Linked DNA regions of Homo sapiens: region 2 is linked to region 1. Evidence: chromatin loops called from intact Hi-C (ENCODE). Cell type or tissue: heart left ventricle. All regions are shown on one strand. Links, peaks and the distances in the headings refer to the core of each region. The heading gives the core; the rest is flanking DNA. Region 1 holds the start of LOC105373335 (a long non-coding RNA gene). Region 2 overlaps BCORL1 (BCL6 corepressor like 1).

The links. Peaks named below come from ENCODE experiments on the same cell type or tissue, not always from the same donor. Only the 100,000 strongest peaks of a DNase experiment are listed, where the experiment ranks them.
Region 2: a loop joins it to region 1, with 8 times the contacts of the local background. A loop is called at or near these places in 71 of 110 quality-filtered maps.

Annotation. Positions count from the first base shown.
Region 1 is chrX:129,928,622-129,936,295 of GRCh38, reverse strand. UTP14A (UTP14A small subunit processome component) reads right to left here. Exons shown (of 15, transcript NM_006649.4): 15 at 6,544-6,960. The coding sequence ends at 6,688. LOC105373335 (a long non-coding RNA gene) reads left to right here and starts at 2,523. Exons shown (of 3, transcript NR_188631.1): 1 at 2,523-2,602; 2 at 6,401-6,538. RefSeq lists silencers at 3,464-3,933, 3,964-4,123, 4,134-4,213, 4,294-4,383, 4,454-4,693 and an enhancer at 4,934-5,053. In heart left ventricle, for the core only: no CTCF peak of the experiment used is centred there; DNase peaks (open chromatin) are centred at 3,405, 3,955 and 4,675; H3K4me3 peaks cover 2,471 bases; H3K27ac peaks cover 2,003 bases.
Region 2 is chrX:130,016,169-130,023,580 of GRCh38, reverse strand. It overlaps BCORL1 (BCL6 corepressor like 1), which reads right to left. Exons shown (of 14, transcript NM_001379451.1): 4 at 7,368-7,412; 5 at 2,431-2,596; 6 at 604-684. It overlaps LOC124905216 (a long non-coding RNA gene), which reads left to right. Exons shown (of 2, transcript XR_007068333.1): 2 at 566-683. Among named protein-coding and RNA genes, the nearest start is that of BCORL1, 37 kb to the right of the region's middle. In heart left ventricle, for the core only: no CTCF peak of the experiment used is centred there; no DNase peak of the experiment used is centred there.

The DNA of each region.
Region 1 (7,674 bases), core at 1,744-6,743:
TTCCAGGCACCTTAAGGATTTTTTTCAAGTTGAGGAGGCTCATATGCAATTACAAGACCTGGGAAGGGGTGGCATGTTAAGCCACTGTCAGCTCAACTCCTTACTTGCACAGAAGGAATTCTCTAAACTTACCAACCTTTCAGAGAGAGAGAACCACTCTCCTGGAACAGGAAGGGAGGAAAGGAGAGGGCTAGGAGACTGTCCATGAAGGAGTGTAGGGCTGGCAAGTGAAGAGGAAGACTCCATTTGGTTGAAAACAGGCCTTCTTAGCAGGTGACTGGGAGGACATGGGGCTTCAAAGAAGGTGGGGCAAGGCAGCAAAGACCAAGGACTTCGTCTAGGTCACAGTTATTTCTCCTGGGAGTCCTGTGTGCCTCTCCCTGCTTCCCTTCTTCCACAGTCTGGCCCCTCTCAATATTGTGATCACCACAACAGGAAGGAGGGCAACCAAGAACAGCCTGCAGTACTCTGCCAGAATGGGCCTGGCTGGCTGTGGAAGGATGCTCAGCATTGTACCTGGCTGGTCCCCACCTGGGAGGGCTAGCTTAACCCAGGCCTCTTAGGCAGGTGCCAGGAGAGCAGACCCCAGAGCCCAGCAACCCTCAGGCAGGACAGTCCATCCTTAAGAGCTGGAGTGAATTCCAGGTTAAAGGGATGGCCTGAAGAAGTTGGAATTAACCCACCAAAAGCATCCCCTTTGCCAGTTGTTTTTGGTAGGGGGTCTAGAGACCATGTTCACCATTTTATTGCTAATATCTAGCGACCACAAGTCATTTTTTTATCTATTTTTTGAGTCTACTGTACACAAGGTATTTTATTATGATCAATAACAGCCAACAGACATCAAACACTTACGATGTGGCAGGCTCCTACATCGCACCAAGAACTTGTATTATCTCAGTTCATTCCTATAACAACCCTGTGGTGTAGGTACTATTAATGTCCCTATTTCACAGAATGTGAAACAGCGGCTCAGGAAAATGAAATAACTCACTGAAGGCCACACAGCTGACAACTGATCGAGGCAGGACTCAAACTCAGGTCTCGTTGGCTCCAACCCCACGTGCTTCTGCGTGTAAGCAAGTCCACTCCACAGCCTCCAGCATGCTTTGCTGCCTTGCTCCTCACTACACCATGCCTTCTCCCAATTAGTAGATTAGTCATGTGTTGACACTTCTAGTCTCAGTCTAATGGCTTGTTTATTTAACTGATGGATGCTGCTCCCCATTTGAGGCCATTAGCATTTAAACAAAACAAAACAAAACTGTTGAGCCTGGCAAAGTGACACTGTGTTTACTGTTTTTCTCCCAGTGTTAATTGTGAGCATTTTCCAAATATGTATTTTGATGTGCTAACAGTCCCTAAAGAGGACTGTAGAACAGTTTAGCAATCTTCTCATGCAGCTCCAGCCCCACTCCCCATAATCTCCTTGGTGAGGGGGAGAAGTCTTGGCTAGGATGGGGAAGAGGGATGGTGACTATCTCAGTCTGATTAGGGGGCAGGGGAACTGGGCTGGGAAGGCGACTCTGTCCTTGGAGGCTAAGTCCCAGAGTATCCTCGCTTCACGCTTGGGGAGGGAATTTGGTATTTCTTTCCAGGACAATAAGAACATCTGTGCCAAGGCAGAGGAGGAGGCCGGGCGCTCCGAGGCATCTCTGCCGGAGTCTCTTGACACTGTCCGATTGTTACTATTTCAGTTTCTGCTTGGATCACTGACCTTGTCCATTTAGAGCAGGCTGACTTGGGCGAAGACAGTGTAGGGCTGAGGAAGGACAGAGAGGACCCGTCTGGCTGGGGGTGGAGGTGTGAGGTGGGCAGGGAGCTGGACCAACTCTAAAGCGACCAGGTTACAAATGAGCTGCAAAGTACAGGGTGAATCTTGCATCCGTAAATGGGAGGAAGGAGTGCTTCCACTGTCCACCCCCCACCCCCCGGCCCCTGGGGTAAGTGCTGTTGACCTCAGGTCCAGTTTGTTTGCAGCCTCCCTCTTCTGACAGATCGGGCTTCAGGTCGACCTTGGGGTAATGGATGAAGAACTACAGGTTTGATCCTTACACGGGACAGTTTGCTTCACACTGAGAAAAACCTGGCTACTTTCTGCCTCCCAGCTCCAGTTGCAAACTGGAGTTAAAGTCGAGTTTCTGGCTCCCTGCAAAGTATTCCTAGTACTAGAAAGTCACGTCACCCGGTGTGTTCGTGTGGTGACTGCAGCCATATCTAGTCCCAGCGAGTCGGCCTCCCATTAGGGATGAGCTAAGACAGCTCCTTCGTTTCTTCCTCACTCAGACTTAGCCCTGGAACTGGCAGTTCTGGGGACCAAGAGGTAGGCATCTGCCTCCTGCATAATTAGTTACATCAGTCTCAAAAAGCATTGATGGCCCATCCCTTTGGGTATCATGCTGTGCCTGGCACGAGCTAGTAATCCCCACCCGGTCCTGGCCCTCCCGAGTTTACAACCTTAAGTCACACAATGACACAGATCCCAAAGGCGAGCAGTTAACAAATACATCCACTTGTCCACCAATCACAAGGGATCCATTGAGTGAGCCACTGCAACAAACAGGAACCCCTTCAAAGAGCTTCCAGTCTGGTGGGTAAGTAGGTAAGACTGAGTGAGGGCTTGGGAGAAGAGGTTCGGGCGAGGAAACACGGTCAACTTGGGCATCATCGAAGACTTTTTATTCTTTTTTTTTTTTTTTTTTTTTGAGACAGAGTCTCACTCTGTTGCCCAGGCTGGAGTGCAGTGGCGCGATTTTGGCTCACTGGAACCTACACCTCCTGGGTTCAAGCGATTCTCATGCCTCAGCCTCCCGAGTAGCTGGGACTACAGGCGCCCACCACCACGCCCGGCTAATTTTTGTATTTTTAGTAGAGATGGGGTTTCGCCATGTTGGTCAGGGTGGTCTCGAACTCCTGACCTCCCGTGACCCGCCCACCTCGACCTCCCAAAGTGTTGGGAGTACAGGCGTGAGCCACCGAGCCCGACCCGATCAGACTTTTTAAAAGTGTCTATTGGCATGTGGGTGGGTGGCTGGGTGTTCTGTCGACTTGAGCCACGTCCCTCACTCTGGGTCCGGCGAGGTCTATCCAAGGGCTCTGCAATGCGTAGTGGGGAGAACCCTGGGCGGAGAGGCAGGGATCCGTGGCGCTTGGCGTGGGCTCGCCCTCTTTCCCTGGGTGGCAGGGACGTGTCACTAGACCTCGCCTCTCCGGGTCTGACGGTCGGCTTAGGATCCCTCACGGCTTGGGCATTTTCAGGACAGTCCCCCGCCCTCCTCCCGCCAGCCGCGAGTCTCAGCTGCGCTTCGCGCGTTGGTGGCACAGGTTTGGGGCGGGAGCCGGGAGGAGGCTCCGGATCAAGTCATCCTCGGAGATAAGGTCGCGGCGACTCCCCGGGACGCGCCGGCCCGGCCTGGGCTGCGGGAGGAACCGCGGCCGGCCCGTCCCCCAAACATTTCCGACGGGCCCCTGCGCCCCGCGAGGCTTCCGAGGGCCAGGCTGGGCGAGGGACACCCAGCCCGGCTCGGGTTCGCGCTCCCGGGCCGCCAGCCCGCCTGTCCGCGAGGTGCCTGCGGCCACGGGGCGCCGAGGCTCCCCGAGGACGGGCTGCGGGCTGCGCGCTGCGCTGGGCCGGGCCGCTGCAGGGCCTCGGCGAGCGAGCGAGCGGAGCGGGGCGGCGGGAGTGCGTGTGTGGGGAGACCGCGCGGGAACGCGAGCCGCCGGCCCGGGAAGGGTGGGTCGGGGAGCGGCGGCTGCCGCAGGAGGAGCGACCCGGGAACCGGAGGCCGGCCGGGCTGGCGGGCAGGAGCCGCGGGGGGGAGGGCGGAGCGCGGAGGGCGGAGACGGGGCCGCGGAAGGGAGGGGGCCGCGGGGCGCGGCCGCGGGGCGGGGCGCTGGGACCTGGGGAAGATAAGAGCGTGCTCGGGGGAGTGAGGGCGGGAGCGAGGGAGGGGCGGGGGACTTAGAGACCAAAGAGGAGACAAAAGGACGGGGTGGGTGGGAGGGGCATAGACGAGCGGGGGTAGGGGAGGGGCGCCGGGGGACGCCTCGCGGGGAGGGGTGTGTGTGTACCGCGGGGGGGCATAGTGTGGGAGGGACTTAGAGAGGGACAAGAAGGGACAACATAAGGGAGCGCGGGGGTACGGAGAAAAGGGGGGCGGGAGTGCTCCACCACGCTGGCCACGAAGGCGAAGGGAGGCCGCGAAGGAGAGGCCGCTGGGACTGGCCACACACAGGGACGGGGGTCCTGGGGATGGACAGTCAGCGAGGGAAGGGGGTCGGAGCTTCCGCGGTCTCGGGAGGGGAAGGGGGAGCCGACACGGGAAAAGGGGGTGGTGCGGGGACCCGAGGGTGGAGGCGGATGGGCGTGTGTGCAGCGCTGAGGGCAGGGATTTAACGCAGCTCTTCGAGATGACCCAAAGACCACGGTGGGGGCTGCACAGACGGGACGGGGCTACCGATGCAGGAGGAGAACTGCCCAGGGGAAAGTGGGACCTACAAGGATTAGAGAAGGGTGGCGGGGGCGGCCTCGGACTCGGCAGGAAGGCGCCACCACCGCCCTCTGCCCGTCCCCAGCGTGCCCCGCCCCGTCCGGGGGCCCTAAGGGCAGCGGCCTGGGCCGTGGGGGAGCCGAGCCAGGGCGGAACCATTCGGAACAGAGAGGGGGGCTTGGGGGGAAGGGAGGAGCCAGGGGTCAGAACCCTGTTGGGGGCGGGGGGGCGCCACACCCTGGGAAAAAGGCTTGGGCACATCCAGAGTGGACCAATCAGCGAGCAAGGCCAGGGTGGCGTCAAGGGGCAGCTTCGGCCAATGGGAAGGGAGAACACTTCGGAGGTTCGGAGGAAGAAAAGAAAAAAAAGCCCCACGAAACAACAATCGAATCTGTTTGGGGGCTTGGAAGGCTGGGAATGGGCGTCGTTTATAGCACGCTCTGGCACCTGCCTTCTCCTTTGAAGGATGGGGTGGCTTGCATCACTCCTGGGTAGTGGGGAGCAAACGGAGCTGAAGAGGGTCCGGGGAAAGTAGACGGGGATTGGCCATTTACCGGGGACACTTGATTGGGCGCCTCAATTTGGGGGGTGGGTGGGACGGAGGTAGCAGCTTTGTGCTCAAAAGAGTGCAAGAGAATGTTGTGGTCTCTTAAACGGAGGCAGGAGTGGGCAGGGCTCCCGCATCCCCTACCACTGGCTACTGACTTAAGTGTCAACCAGCGAGTGGATCGTGGATAATCTCAAGCCAATGGATACTTAAGCATGCCTTTTGGGCACTGAACACTGCTCAACATACTCATTTCCCTTACCTTCCCAGTCCCAGGTTGTTTCTTAAGAGGATGAGCAATAGTAGGGGGCCACAGGGGACCCCACTGGGGAATTCATATAAATTTATCCTTTGGCTTTTCACTTCAGTTTAATGTGTAACACTAGATGCACGCTCTATTCTGAAAATTTTCTCTTATAAAGATAACTGGGACTAGCTACCATTGAGGTCTAAACGTTTTGGAACTGATTTGGAGAGTGGTGTGCTCAGAAGGCCGTATCTGTTGGGGGGATTGCAAAAGAAAACTTGGAGTGGTACAGCTTTTGGCCCAGGGATTCCAAATGTCTTGAAAACCCCTGAAACTGTATGTAAAATGCCATACAAATGTGTGTGTGTGCACATTTTTCTGGAGACGGTTCATAACGTTCAACATATTTTTAGAGGGGCCTGTGACACAAAAATGAACCCACTGTGGTCTAAGAATACTGGGGATAGGACTGAATCTCCAAGGTAGGAGGCAAGGTGCAGTAGTGGTGTCATTTTGGAATCAGAGGGGTTTCCCAAATTCCTTGTTAGGAAACTCAGCTGCAGGGGCTCTTTCCGTATATTTCTTGCCATCCAAAGCCAGGCCAAGTTCCTCAGAGCTGAGAAGCCCATGTGAACTGTCATATAGCAAAGCAATGCTTGAATAAACTACACTTTCAATCAATGGTGAGGAGTGGGCCCTGAGTTAGGAAGGAAAGGCAATAGAGGTTTACTTCTGAAATCACATCTACCTTTATCTACAAAATAAGGGTCAAACCTCCTGGTCTTCTTATGAGAAAATAAGTAGAAGGTTATATATGAGATATTGTAGACAGCAGCCTGTACAAGCTGGGAAGCTCACACATGTGAAAAAAATGGCTGTGGCTAGACTTGTGGGGACAGAACCCAGCTTCGGCACCGTCCTGGTCTTAGGATCAGTCTAGGGCAGAATCCAATTGCAGTTTGTACATCCTCTTTCTAGGTTCAGAGGTTAAAATATACAATATTTTATCATTATTAACCCTGTCTCTTCAAGTTGGCAGTTATTAATGGTGGATCATATCTGATGTGATATATTTAAGGTTACAGACTACAGTTAACTTTCTCCATTTCGATTTAGGACCAACTACATAATCCTTGGTAAGAAAAGGAGGTGGCCCTGACAAGTGCAACTCGAGAAATGCAATGCTGTAGAGTCCAAAGGTGTCTGACTTGAACGAAATGATCCCACTGGGGGACAATGCAACATATACTCCAGGTAAATAGATTAAAAAATGCCTTTATTTTTAAAATGTGGCTTAACTACATGCAATGTACTGAGCCAGTTTTGGAATCCACCCTGTATCAGAGTAAAACTGGACCAAAGGAAGTGAAGTCAGGGCTCCTGGCTGTCACTCCTCCAGCAACTCAATCTACAGAGCATTTCTTCAGCTGTTTTTTGTGACGTGTGGTGATTCGTTTTGGATTCCTCTGTATGACAGACAGGTCCGACCTTGAGGAAGACCGGTAGCCCACGTCTTCTGCTTTTATGGGGTTAATGATATGGCCTGGCTTGGTGACGACCTTGGGAGTAGTCAGCTTTTGGAAAGCCCTCTGGGTGTTCCATGTGGATCCTATGGGGGTCTGGATGGTCCTTTCAAATTGCCAATGGTGGGTAAATGGATATGGAAGCACTCGTACCTGGAAAGGAAGGAGAATGATTTGGTATGAGGCAGGCCTGGGGTGCAGTTGTATACTGTAATGGCAGCTTTCATCAGGTACTGTTTTGGTACAGGCCACGGTTCCACATGATGACTGCAAGTGAAGAGACTGAGAGGTCAAGGCGTCCCATTGCTCCCATCTGCCCTTAGGAATTCAATCTGTTTGATGACATTTGGGAGTAGGGGGGCCTGAGTTGGCTCTGGATCCCCCATCTATTCAACAATTCAGGGTCTGAAAAACCACCCTGACACTGCCCATCTTTGTTTTTCTTTTTTTTGAGACAGAGTCTCACTCTGTGGCCCAGGCTGGAGTGCAGTGGGGTGATCTCTGCTCACTGCAACCTCTGCCTACCAAGTAGCTGGGATTACAAGTGACACTGTCCCTATCTAGCTACAGGAGCTCCAGGGCTGTTGTCCCAGAGTGAGCTTTCCTATGTAACACTGTGACTGCAAGAATCCAGACCATTGTGTATCCCTGTGGATTTTATGACTTTTCTACCCTCTTTATGCTTTCAGTCTCCTCCTTCCCTCTCTTAGGATTGATATTTTTTTTTTGTTTTTTGAGACGGAGTCTCGCTCTGTCGCCCAGGCTGGAGTGCAGTGGCACGATCTCCGCTCACTGCAAGCTCTGCCTCCTGGGTTCACGCCATTCTCCTGCCTCAGCCTCCCGAGTAGCTGGGACTACAGGTGCCCA
Region 2 (7,412 bases), core at 2,413-7,412, 87 kb before region 1:
CATTCTATCCAATTTGCATGGAAATTGGGTGAACTGGGACAACTATCTCCAGCCCTGGATACCAGTGTGGAGGCTAGCAGAAGGTAGTGGTGGCTAGAAAGGGCTAGCTTTTTTTAGTCCCTAGAGGTTGACCAACACAAATTCAGGGAGCCAAATGTGATTCTGCCAGCCCTGACGATTCAATGACTTTTCCAACTTTGAGGCTGCCTGTCACATAGGGCAATAAGACCAAGGTAGAAAGTTAAATGTCTGTGCCTGAGATTAGCCCCAGTAATGACGAGGTGCCAAAGCTTGGAGTTGAACCAGCTTTCCCGAGTGGCACAGGCCTTACCTCTTTCCACCATCAGCTCCCAACAAGAGATGTCAAATCCCTGCTCTGAAAAGTTGAACAAATAATCCTCAAACAGTGGGCAATATTTGAGGACTATTTGTCCCCTGCCCCCACCCAGGGCTCTCTTATCTCTGCAAGGAGCTGGGCATTGTGGCACAGTGAATCAAATTCCCAACTCGACACCTGGGCCCATGGTAAAACTGCTCAACCAGATTTCGATCTCTCTTTTCATAGAAGATGCTGAGAGGGGCCATCACCTTAGTCTCACTCACCAGACTGACTGCGCGTGCGGGTGCTCAGAACCACAGGAATAAAGTCACGGAAACTGCTCTTTGCTTTCTTTTCCAAGGAACCTGGAGTGATGTGTGGTTTGGGGACAGAAGGCAGAAATGTTACAATCAAAGCTTAAAGACCAGAAAGCCCACCTGTGAGGCTCGGGGGAAAGATTGAGAAAGAGTTTGTGTTTACCCTGTGGTTAATCTGGGTTACATTTATTCACTCCCCTTACGTGGCCATCACATATGTGTCTCTTGTAGACAATGAGTGTTTCCAGGTGGTTTTTAAAAACTGAGAGTTTGGTCGCTTTTGCTGATACCAGAAAAGGCAGTGCACAGTATCAATGTGATGGTGTGCCAGAAAGTAGGAAAGTAGGAGGCCCCACTGCCCATAGGACTCTGAGGCTGCTGCACCTCAACAAAGTTCTGCTGGGCATGGTGGCTCACGCCTGTAATCCCAGCACTTTGGGAGGCCGAGGTGGGTGGATCACCTGAGGTCAGGAGATCGAGCCCAGCATGGCCAACATGGTGAAACCCCGACTCTACTAAAAATACAAAAATTCGCCGGGCGTGGTGGCACTCACCTGTAGTCCCAGATACTTGGGAGGCTGAGGAAGGAGAATCACTTGAACCTGGGATGCAGAGTTTGCAGTGAGCCAAGATTGTGCCACTGCACTCCAGCCTGGGTGACAGAGTGAGACTCCATCTCAAAAAAAAAAAAAAAAAAAAAAAAAAAAAGAAAGAAAGAAAGAAAATAAACAAAGTTCTAACTGAGCTGGAGCAGGTCCCAGAGGAGGGCAACCTCAGTGAATCTTGGAGGATTGAGTGAGGTGGGAAGATAGGAACAAGGAGCCAGTGAACAGAGAAAAAACGGCTAAGAACAGATGAGGCCGGACGCAGTGGCTGACGCCTGTAATCCCAACACTTTGGGAGGCTGAGGCAGGGAGATGGCTTGAGCCCAGGAGTTCAAGACCAGCCTGGGAAACATGGTGAAACCCCATCTCTTCAAAACTACAAACATTAGCCAGGTGTAATGGCACATGCCTGTGGTCCCAGCTACTCGGGAGGCTGAGGTAGGAGGATCACTTGAGCTCAGGAGGTTGAGGCTGCAGTGAACCGATATTGTGCCACTGAACTCCCTCTAGCCTGGGAAGCAAAGTGAGACTCTGTCTCAAAAAAAAAAAGAACAGACCAGAAGAGGCAGGTCATAGTCACGTCAGGTGGGCAAGACCATGAACCTGGACTCCTATGCTCAGGAATGCTGGGGATTCTCTCCCTGATAAGGGTGCCCAGAAACTATTAGTGGCAAAACGGACAGGTTAGGGACACATACCAGCCCCGTCATCCCAGATATCCTGTGTGTCCCTAAATGATAATAAACGTTTAAGATTTCTCTAAACTCTCCTAGCTAACTAGCTATTTATTTTTGTCCTTTCAGAATAGCAGTTTTCCAGTATACCCAAAGAAGACAGCGTAATGAACCCCCATTCCGTGGTTTTTGTCTAAATTCTCCTTAAACTTGTTTCTTTGAGCCTAGACCCATCGCGGGGAAATGGGTCGGCTACTGTGTTGTGGGCCTGGTGTTTGTGTCGGAAAACCACTTCCTTCAGCCTTATTCTAGCACCCAGGAGGAGCAGAAGGGGCCCCCGATCCTTGCTCGCTCACCTTAGACTTCAGAGGGGTCAATCATATCTTCTTTCCACAGTGAAGAAGTCTCACTTTTCCAGAGTGAAGGAGTCAGCGCCTGAGCCCCTCTGCCCTCACCACTGTGCCCTGGGGATCCCTCTGCAGCCCAGCCCAGAGGGCCAGGGCCGCGGGGCCTACCTTCCTCGTGGCTGTCGGCTCGTTTTCCTGGAGACTGGGACTCCGGCTTTGTCGGCTTCCGGTGCTTGTGCTTTCCCCTGACTCCATTGTGCTCTTTTCCTGAATCTGAAGCCCCCCTGGGGCTTTTCTTGGTGGATTCCTGGGGGTCACTGGGCAGCTTCCGGCACTGTGGAGAGGTAGAGGGTCAGGTCTGAGGTCAGTTTTGCTTCTTAAGAAAGCTCTCCAGGGGTTGAGCCATGTGTCCCGTTTCTGACCTAGAGGCATGAGCTGCCCAGAGTGGGGGACCAGGGGCAAGGGGCCGTGCACTGCCTTCCAGAGTGGGTGACAGGGGCTCTTTTGGACTGAGTCCAGGGCCCCAGCTAATCCCCATAGGCGTCCACATCCCATCACTTTAAAGAGGTCTACAGAGTCTGCGTTCAAAAGCCAGTGAATAAACACCCAAAGTCATTTTAAAAGGTGCAAAGTCAGGCCCCATACTCTCTGTACCCAAACACCAATGGAGAGACCGGCATTAAACAAAATGCCTCTTCTGCAAGTTGGGAGACTACATTGTTCAAATAACTTCACTGTGAATGGTATTGCACCAACAACTGAAAATAATTCTCAGTACAGGCCAACTCAAGAAAAATTGTCTCTTTTCACGTGTAAATTAATACCAGAAAATAGATTCAACTAAGGCAAGAAGAAAAACATGACACAGGAGCAATTCAAATATCCTCATATTTATAAAACCCAGTGAAAAGGCCCAAGCATTATTCATAATGCCACTTTATACTCTGTAGCACTTTCAGCCTTTCCAAATGCTCTCATCTCTATTATTGGATTTTATCCTCCCCACAACCCTGGGAGGAGAAGCTAATATTATCCCCACTGAACAGATAAGAAAACGGAGGCTCCAAGACAAAGGGTTGAATGACTTGTCCAGGGTAACACACAATCCCATGTGTCCACTGGCTCAGGGACTGCCACTTACCAGGCCAACCCGCAAGTTAGCACATTTGTGCTTGCAGTGAGAAAGACCCAGAATTGGGACTAGGACCCGGGGGTCCTGGCCCCCAGCCCGGGCCTCTGGGCATCAGCTCTCGCTACCTATCTTCCCTGAATCACTTCCTCGGCTGCTTCAGCTCAGCTTCTCCCACGCCCACTGCCTGGCACATCTAAGAGGCACAATGGCTGTGCTCACACACTGCAAGGACACTCTCAGCCTAACAGTCACGTATTCTCACGAGCTTTGAGGTCTCTCTGTGCCACTAAACAAGAAATAGGGCAATGTAGGGATTTCCAGTATTCTAGTATGCAGGGAGTGCAGAATAAGCAAAACGTTGGAACAATAAAAGCAGGTCCGAGGAGGAAAGGAAGGGTTAAACTTGCTTGAGCTGTTTTTCCCCTAAGCTGACCCATGCCTCGCCTGCTAGAAGGTTATCGTGGTGTACCTCCAGCTAAGGGGATGGCACATACCTTACTGATGGAACATTTTCGGGGGCTGGGGCCTCCTAATTCTCCAGGGACAGGGAGTCACCACTACCCATCAAATTCCAGGACTCCTCCTATCCCATGAACTCTTCCTGCTTCTTATTTTCAGCAGAGGCCTGAGCTAAAAATTCAAGTTCAGTTTCCCCCTTGGCTTGCTGCCAGTTCCTACAAACCAAAGTGTTAGGAGGAGGAAAGCATTGGTTGGAAAGAGGAAGATGAGGAACTACTGCTTAAAAACTAACCTTCAGGTACGGCTGGAGAAAAACTATTTTAAGTCAGGGGGAATAAAGTCAAATGCACATACATTTGAACATGTCCTATTTATTTCTGAATATCATTCTTAGCTGGCTCTTTCAAATGCAGATCATTAACTTTTACTTCCGAAGACAAAAACAAGTAAAACAGAACATCTAGCAGGGCGCGGTGGCTCAAGCCTGTAATCCCAGCACCTCGGGAAGCCAAGGCCAGCGGATCACCTGAGGTCAGGAATAAAAATATTTCGCACACTCCAACTTATGCATGAAGTTGGGAGGATGGGGAGACCGTGAGAGATGAACATTCTGGTTAACAGTTTTGAAATATTTTCCAAAGAGCTTTCCAAGGAATGAGAGGACAATAAAATACATCCAGCACCAAATGAAGCAGAACTCTCTCTCTTTGCTGGTGATGCAGAAGGCCCTTTAGGATCCTGAGAGGCCTTGGGCAGGTGGTATTGGCAACAGGAGACTATTTTCACTCTTGGCCAAGCCCTGAAAGGGGCTATTTCAAACAAACCCCTGATCTTAGTTTGCTGATCAACAGTTTCCTTCTCAGGAAGGTGGCATGTAAAAAAAAAGAAGGAACGAAGTGATTTGCACTCCCAAAAAATAGACATTTACTAAATCCTTACAGGCAGTTGCAAAGAGCTGCTTCCAGGCCCCTGATCTTGTCATTTTAATTTCTGCCCTCTGCATTTGATAGTGGGCCCACTGAACTGTTCATCTAATATAGGATAGGGCAGTGCCCACCTGTCACTGAGTCATCTGAGAGACATAAGCTTCATGAGAGGCGGGGCCACATCTATTTTGTTTGTAATGCTAACAATAACAGCAACCACTAACACTAACTGAACACCTACTATGTGCCAGATACTACTGTACACACTTATGTATATCACGTTCTTTAATCTTTTTTAAAATGACAGCTTTACTGAGATACAATTTATTAAGACATACCATGCAATTCACTTAAGTGTAAAATTCAATTGTTTTTAGTATAGTCATAGAGCTATGTAACCATCCCTACTTATCTAGCTCCAGAACTTTTTCATCACCCTGAATGGAAACCCAATACCCATTAAACAGTCACTCCCCAACTCTTCCATCCTCCCCAACCCTAGGCAACCACTAGTCTACTTTCTGTCTCCATGGATTTGCCTATTGTGGACATTTTATATCATCATCTCATTTAATCTTCACAACTCTATGAGTAGATACTATTATTGTCTTGTGTATAGATTAAGAAACTGAAGGCCATAGAGATTAAGTAGCTTGACTAATAGCACACAGCTAGGAAGAGGTGGGGCCAAAATTCAAACCCAGGCTCCGTGTCTGGCTCCAGGGAGCATACTCCTCATCAATCTATGATACCACCCTCCTGAAGAGGTATTCCCATTGCCTGGGAAGGACTGGCATACAGTAGCCATGCAACAAAAACTTGCAAAACATTCAGTGAAACAGTTCCATGGGCGGAGAGTAGAAGATGGCCAGGTGAGGTGGCTCACGCCTGTAATCCCAGCACTTTGGGAGGCTGAAGCAGGAGGATCGCTTCAGCCCAGGAGTCCGAGACCAGCTTAGCCAACATAGTGAGACCTCGTCTCTACAAAAAATAATTAGCCAGGTGTAGTGGTACACACCTGTGGTCCCAGCTACTTGGGAGGCTAAAGTGGGAGACTGCTTGAGCCCAGAAGGTGAAGGCTGCAATGAGCTGTGATCGAGCCACTGCACTCCAGCCCGGGTGACAGAGCAAGACCCTGACTCAAAAAAAAAAAAACAAAAAGAGAGTGGAAGATAATATGGTATAGCTGAAGAAGAACATGGACTTTGGAACCAGAGACCAGAGTCTGAGTTCTAGCTCTGCAAGTTAGTAGCTGTGTAACTGGGTAATGTATCCTCTCTGAGCCTCTGTTTCATTTATTTTCTCACCTGTAGATTGGTGTAGCATTCACCTCATATGGTTACTGTAACGATTAGATAACAAATGTAAAAACACAACTCTAACGACATGAATTATTATTCTTATTACCACCGAGCGCAGATGGCAATTACCTGCCAAACGTTATATGCTCTACTGCGTCATGACCCACGTTCCTACTTCACGTGTCTCTGACATACCAGGGTGGTTGTGAGGTTTGTGAGTTAAAATCCACCCAAACACCTATCCCAGGGGTTCTTAACCTGCAGTCCCTGGGTGAGCTTTGGGCGATGGGGCAGAGGTCAGGTCCATGAACCCCCTAAAATTATTGGCAAAATTCTGAGGTCACATTTCTGGGAACAGGGTCCATAGCTCTCACCAGCTTTTCAAAATGGTCTATGGTCCAAAAAAGACCATAAACTTGTGCCACAGCCAAATTCACAGTGCTCTAGCCAGAAATTTTGTCCCTTAGTGTACATGAACATCCAACTTGAAAGCTTGCTAACAGAACTTCAAGTTGTTCTAGATTTTTAATAAACCCTATCCTCAAATGTTTCAAGATTCTCCTTGGATCACCAGTAGCCTCTGGTCCCTTCTGGGGGACCAGGGGATTCTCATCAAGTGCTCCTGGCCCACCTTTTTGCCTAGAACTCTGCCACCATCCATAGCCTGTCAAGACCAACACCCAGACACCCAACCTGCCTTGCCCATCCAATCCCCAGTGGGCCAAAACCCAAAGCTGCTGCCTCAAGCATTCGAGCGGGTAGGAAACTGATTAGCACAGAAGCCAAATTGGCTCTGACCCCACAAGGCTCCCAGCAAATCCTAAGCAGGCCCCCCAACCAGTGGTGAAAGGAACAACCCCGTCAGAGGCCCCTGCTCTCCCCATCCCTAAGTTCTCAAGGCCAGTGTTCTCTCAGTAAAGGAAAAGGAAGAATGGTTATTCAAGGAAGAGCCTGTTATTCATTGATTTCCCTCACCAATACCTTCTTCCGCTTTCCGATCTCATCTGGGACAATGGCTTCCCTACCCCAGGGACAGAATCATTTCCCACATCCTACAAACTACAAGCCAGCCTCTCCCCATGCTGAGACACCGTATATGGAAAATGTGACCTAGGGAGGGGACAGCAGGTCATTATTACTTTTACAAAAGCCTTCCAATCCGTTCAGTTCACACAGCTGCCCAACAGCACTGTGTCACAGGGTAGGGGTCACAGGAGGTTGCTATCCATGGCACGAAGTAGACCAGCGGCATCTCGGCCCCACCCTGGACCTTAGCTCAGCACTCACCTTGGGTCTGTGGGAACTCCGGACCACGGCCTTGGCTTGTGGCTG